Regions from separate parts of the Homo sapiens genome. Here region 2 is linked to region 1. Evidence: chromatin contacts called from ENCODE Hi-C or POLR2A ChIA-PET data. All regions are on one chromosome and are shown on one strand. The core of a region is the stretch at or near the end of the contact, and the rest is flanking DNA. Distances in the headings are between cores, read along the strand shown. Region 1 overlaps LINC01376 (long intergenic non-protein coding RNA 1376). Region 2 overlaps LOC105373456 (a long non-coding RNA gene).

Region 1 (3,116 bases), core at 318-2,817:
GATGTTCATTTAAACACAATATATGTAAGTAGGTAAGCCTTAAAAATGTATTTTTTTCTATATGTGTGTAAATGTGTGTGTGAGTGTGTGTGTGTGCGTGTGTGTGCAGGTGTGTACTGGTTTATTCTCCCTCAAATTTTTATCTCCAAAGCACTTGGAATTAAAATACATTATCTGTATTATTTTAAACCCATGAGAAACAATGTTCTTATTTCAGCTTCATTTCTTAATTATGGATAAAATATTCTGTAAAGTTAGCCAGTGTCCACTCCTTCATTCAATAAGCTAAAACGATTGTTAAAATAAAAACAGAAAATTTGACTTCTCCAACTGTAAGTATTTGATTACCCAAAGGCTTGGGATCAAAATATCAAAATCACAAGTAAAATCTCACATTAAACTTGGTTAAAAAATTATTTTCCTACAGTATTTTGCATAAGAGCATAGAAAAAGAATAAAACAACAGCAGCAACAGCAATGAAACTTCTCATCTCCAATGCAACCATTCTAATCACTAATATCTTTGTATCCACAAATGGACTCATCACTTGGGTGACTTCTCAAATAAATCTTAAATTGTTTTTGGCTCAGTAAATCCTCATATGAAGACATTCTGGGGGTGACTAGGCACCAAATAGCCTTCCATAAAATGTGTTATGGGCCAATATTCACTCAGTGACCTGGCTTCTCTTCTATGTGCTCATATGACATGAGCAAATGCACAGGCAGAGTTTCAAGAAAAAACATCGAGAAGTTAGTTTTCCCTTCGCATTCATTCAAATGATGCCTGGGCTAACCATGTTTGATGAAGACAGGGTGGATTTATCCAGTTCTTCAGGCAAGGGCTATGTGTATTCTATCTCTCTAAAAGTCTCATTTTGGAGAATCCTCAATTCATCAATAACTCCTGCAGCTATTACCAAAACCTTCCCCCTCCTTTTTTTAAACCTGAAAAGAAAGTGAAGCCCAACTGGTGGGGGTTATCAGGTTATCTGGAAGACGAAACTATGGAGATTTGTATTCTTATGCATTTTTTGTCTCACAACAATGGAAATCCTTGAACTTCCAGAGATATTATGTTCTAACATCTTAATCCTCTTAAAAACTAATTTGCATTATCTAACACTTACTTGAAATGTTGGGAGCAGAACTTTGGAAAGGGTTTTAGGTCTGGATCTTCCATTTTAACTTTATTGTGTTTTTAAGACCCATTTTTGAGTTTTCTTACACACACATACTGCTCCCACATTTTTCTACATATATATTTGAATATAGGCAATTAGCCATATAAACTCAGGAAAATAAAGCAGTTATCGATATTAGTATATTCATGAATTATCCCTTCATTCACAGAATCCTAAAATCTTAAAATTAAAATTGACCTTAAAGGAAGCTACCTTAAACCACTCTTACAAACTACTGTACTATTACAAGTATTGAATGCCTGGGATCAGAAATGGGAAGAATGCTTCCTTTTTCATGTTTTGCTCCTTTTATTTTTTTTCCAAATGTCCAAGTAGCCAAGTCTCTGGTATGTATCAGAGGAACAGTCAATTTTCAGAGTGAAGTCAAGTGAAAAGTATGCAGATGGCAGTGTAAATGTTAGGAAAGTTTGGGGAGAAATATGCCAACTATGTGCTGTTTTGTTACAGTAACTATAGAATCGTCTCTCCAATGCCACGGACAAGACCCTTGCCAAATGGAATACCCTATTTATAACCCTATCGGGAAGAGGAAATCGTGCCAGGAACAAGATAAAACTATTATCTGTATTAAGAAAAATACTTAGAAGCATGTTTGTATTTGAAAATAAATGTTAGTGGTTAAGAAAAAAAATAATGGTAGTTGTAGATCTGGGTGTTGAAACCTGTTGCAAGACTATTAATTAGTCATCATCTTATCTTCACTGCCATGTCTCTGCCAACTTACCTGTTTGAAGTCACAAATGGAGCTCATAAATGGGTTCTTTGGGAGATATGTAGAAAATAAACAATTTCCCCCACTGGGCAGATAGTTAAGAAATCTCCCCGGGCTCATATGTTTTCCTCCTGTTGGCACTGTTGACTCAGTGCCCATGTGGGATGTACTCCCAAACTGTCCTGCTGCTGGCAATGTTTTCAGTGCCAAGTATTTAGCCTGCAGTCCCAGAGGCAACAAAAAAATAGCCAAGTCCAAGGGAGTGCCATGAGCATATGGACCCTGGTCACAAGAGTGTCACACTGGGAGGGGCTTGGACATATGCCATGGGCTGCATCAGGACATATGCCATGGGCTGCCACCCCAAATAATTCCCTCTTCCCCAGGACCCAGTGGAACAGCTTGTTGAATAAACAAGAGACTGAAAGAGTGGTTGAACTGGCACCAGGCCAGTGTCCCTTGCCTTACCCACTGAATCAATGAAAACTTGGCATATACTACATTTTCAAGGAGCAGGGAAGCATGAAGGCATAATCTCTTTGTCCCTCCTGTGTTTTGTCACTTTGTCTTTTCTCCACCTACTTATCTGACTTGGTAGAATACAAACACTATATCATTTGGAATAAGACAAAATAAGGGTTGATTCCTGGCTCTTTTGCTAGCTCTGTGCCCCTAAAGGAAAAACAAAAAAAAAAGAATATTTAACTGATATATGCCTCAATTTCTTTTCAGTGAATGGTACCTACCTTGCTGGTTTGTGGGAAGGTTTAAAAAGGTGATATGTAAAGTGCTTTGCACTGTTTCTAGCACATGGTAGGCAATAAATGTGAACTTGTGTATGGCCAGATGCACACATTAAACTCTGGATAGTCCAGTTAATTACTCCATAATATTATTAGTTAATAATCAAATTTATTGATTGAGTTATATTGTAATATAGAATATTGTCCTCTAAGGATATAGTTATTAAAATAAATAAATATGTCCTCTAAGGATATATTTATTAAAATAAATATAAAATAATCTAATCGTTAACCCTCTATCAAAATTTCTGATAATACTGTAATTATACACAATTATTAAAGACATAATTTCCATGTATTATATATCATGTATTGTGTATTTTATACAAACACATTACATATATCACAATATTATGTATTATATGTTTTATATGTCATGTTATATTATGGCCTGTA
Region 2 (3,116 bases), core at 313-2,812, 68 kb after region 1:
GGTTATTAACACAGTTTTTTATTTACATTTCAGTGTGTTTTGTATGTGTGTTTTCCATTTTCCCTTTATGCCATTTGAGCATATTTTATATTCAGGTAATAGATATGAGAACTTAAAAGTAAAAAATAGCTTCATTTTCAGAGCACCATAAATAAAATTGCTACATATGTGACAAACTGGACAGGATTTACTATAAACAGGGCAGTCAGGGAAGTCTTACAAATAATTTGCCTTTCTGTTAGGAAGACTTCAGCACTCTAAGATCCCATAAACATTCTCTTACATTTTCTTCCACTACCTTAAGCTATTTATTTATTTATTTATTTATTTATTTTTGGTCTTGTTTATTCAATTGTTTTTATCCAAACAAAACATGTACATGAATTTAAAAAGTCAATATCACAAGGTTTATTAAAACAGCAGATCCATGCCCTGTGTTTCCCAACTCATAGCTGTACTGCTCAACTAACTGTTTTGCTAGATAATATTTCTTTTATTTTTGTATTGTTCACATTTAGGTGTTATCTATTGTCTTTCTGTCCTGAGGGATGAAGAATAACCTCTTGCTCCAAAATCTTCCCTCCTCAACAACCTCACATATGTACTCTACTGCCTCTCTCACCTTTTGAAAACTGTTAAAAGATAATTTTTTGTTAAAACAATATTTATTGCATATATCACTAGGATCATATTAACAGGATTTGCAGCTGATTGATTCTCATATTCTCTAAGAGTCCTCCCACTCTGTGCCACTTTTGATGTTCTCACCACATTTTTTTGTTATTATTCTTATTTGCTTAAGTTTCTGTGGACTTGTCTACAAAAAGAAAGGTGTTCTGAAGATACTGTGGCCAACAGGGAACACATGTGCCTTCCATGCTATTACTGTTAAGATTGATTTGGAGATGTTTTGTGTGCTTCAAAGGTTGACAATTTACCCAAATGATCTTTGCTCTACATATTCTCCCAGTTCACCCTAGTTTGGTTTCTAGGCCCATGGGATAAGCCAAAGGATTATTCTAGAACCCAAAAGAATGATAAATGAAAATTCTTTACCTCTGTTATTTTTGACAGAATTTCTCCAGAAACACCAAGAGTCAAAAATTATAATATGAACTTCATCCAGTTGTAATTTCAATTTTCCTTGGTTAGTGGAATTTCAGCTGATCTAAAATATTTATTTTCTAATGTTTAACATGATGAGCATTTGCCACCTTGTAATAAAAATCAAGGCATGAAAAATAAAATAAAAATGCTATAATTTCTATTTTTTCTCATCCAGAACTAAGTTCCTAAAGTGGAATAGTTGCATTAAAAATGTACCAAACCATTTTTATGGAGAGAAACAAAAAGGCAAACTGGCAGAAACTGCTGGCACCCTCCCTCAAAACTCAATTCTGGAAATAAGACCAGAAGGATACGGTTACTGATTGTCACAGACCCAGTCTCAAAAAACAAACTGAAAAACTGTGACAAAATCTTTTCAGAGGCAGAGATGATTGGGAGAGATCTTGGGTTGTGTTGTTTCTCCCTCTCTCACATTGCCCTGGGGGGGAGCAAATTCTGCCTTGCTGTTGTCATGGCATAGGAATGTACCTGAGCCAGGAAAAGCAGGAGAGCTGAAGCTGCCAGTTGGCTGAGGTAGGGATATAACAGCTATGCTAAAGGTGGGCAGCTAGCCCCAACTCATTACTTGCTCCCACCTCTTCTCACCCCACCTTAACTGCCTCCGTAGGAGAGAAGAGATTAGGGCAGAGGTACTGAGAGATTCCCTAGGGAAAAGGGCAGAGAACAATTGAGCCCTGATAGCAACACCAGAGGGTCTCCACCCTGAGGCATGCTCCCCACCCTTTGAATCTCCTTGAACACAAGCAAGGGTCTATTGTCTTAACTCTTCCTCCAGTTAGCTATTAGTAGACATGATATCTGATAGCAGCAAGGAAATGAAAAATGGAATATTTAAGGTATATGAGAATGCCAAACAGAATAAAAGAAATGATGGCACAATCGCTACCAGAGGAAAGCAGTACTAATGAAATAAAAAGATGATAAGAATTGAAAGTAAACACAATAAAATAGTTTTGGCATAATAAACAAGGACACTGAAAACATGAAAAAGAAACCAATGTATTTTGTAGAAGAACCACTTGGATATTTGGGGTATGAAAATATAATTGCTGAAATTAAAATGTCAGTGGGTAAAAGAAATAACAAAACAGAAACTGCTGATCAAAATAGTTTCCCAGAAGGCATAAAGAAGGGATAAAAAAGATCAAGAAGAAAACATAAGAGAAGATAAGTGACATAGATGATCTAAGTAGTTGATATTTATAATAAATGCACCAGAAAATAATCTGAAAAGATTAAAGAAGCTTGTTGAGTTTTAAACATGGTAAGTAACAGTGAAAAAATTAACTAGGTATTTATTCTAAAATTTCAGGTAACCAAAAAGAGAGGTTTTCCAAAAGAAAAAAGTGAATCCTCTCCAAAAAAATAAGAATCATCAGATTTCTCAATAGTGAAGCAGAAGGAAAAAGACAATAAAGCAATATTTTCAAAAAAAAATGACCCTGAAATTACAAATCCAAGTAAGTCAGTATTTAAATCTAAGGGCTAAATAAGAATAATTTTAGTCATCTAAGGTTTTTAGAATGTTTACCACACATAGGATCTCTTTGAAGAAACTCTTGGAGAAAATTACTTCAACAAGAATAGGAATTAGTCCAGGAGAAAACAAGAAGATAAGGAAGAAAAGGTGAACAACTTTTATGAAGATTACTATTAATATTGTCTAAACCAGGAGGGTTGACAAACTTTTTCTGTAAAGGACCAAGTAAGAAATAATCTATAACTTATGGTTTGTATGGTCAATCTAAACTATGCAAATCCACCATTGTAGCATGAAAGCAGTCTTAGACTAAAGTAAATGAATGAGAATGAGCATGCTGTCCATCAATAAACTTGATTTACAAAAACAGGTGATGAACTAGAAATCCCAGTATGCTATGTTATGAATATCGAACAACTAAATCTAAAGTAAACAACTGCCTAATCCAAAATCATGAAGATTGACTCCTATGTTTTTTTTCATTTAAAACTATAAAAACCATTTTTAT

What was found. A loop is a pair of places that touch in the nucleus more often than their neighbours do. ChIA-PET counts read pairs that join two places held with the same protein, here RNA polymerase II (POLR2A). Pooled maps may share reads with other maps.
Region 2: a map of PC-9 shows a loop between it and region 1 (8-fold over the local background). The contact joins two enhancer-like sites. A Hi-C loop is called at or near these places in 1 of 168 maps with a recorded cell type or tissue (PC-9) and 1 of 50 pooled maps. POLR2A ChIA-PET finds 5 or more read pairs at or near these places in 2 of 52 experiments (A549 and OCI-LY7).

Annotation. Positions count from the first base shown.
Region 1 is chr2:18,989,689-18,992,804 of GRCh38, forward strand. The region is part of intron 3 of LINC01376 (long intergenic non-protein coding RNA 1376); the gene reads right to left. The region is part of intron 5 of LOC105373456 (a long non-coding RNA gene); the gene reads left to right. Among named protein-coding and RNA genes, the nearest start is that of LINC01376, 36 kb to the right of the region's middle. Within about 2 kb of position 1,568, at least 13 of the 41 ENCODE cell types and tissues checked have a DNase peak (open chromatin) inside an H3K27ac peak, as active enhancers do; they include PC-9, where a contact is called at or near this core.
Region 2 is chr2:19,057,654-19,060,769 of GRCh38, forward strand. All of the region lies in intron 5 of LOC105373456 (a long non-coding RNA gene), which reads left to right. Among named protein-coding and RNA genes, the nearest start is that of LINC01376, 32 kb to the left of the region's middle. RefSeq lists enhancers at 1,221-1,722, 1,723-2,222. Within about 2 kb of position 1,563, at least 2 of the 41 ENCODE cell types and tissues checked have a DNase peak (open chromatin) inside an H3K27ac peak, as active enhancers do; they include PC-9, where a contact is called at or near this core.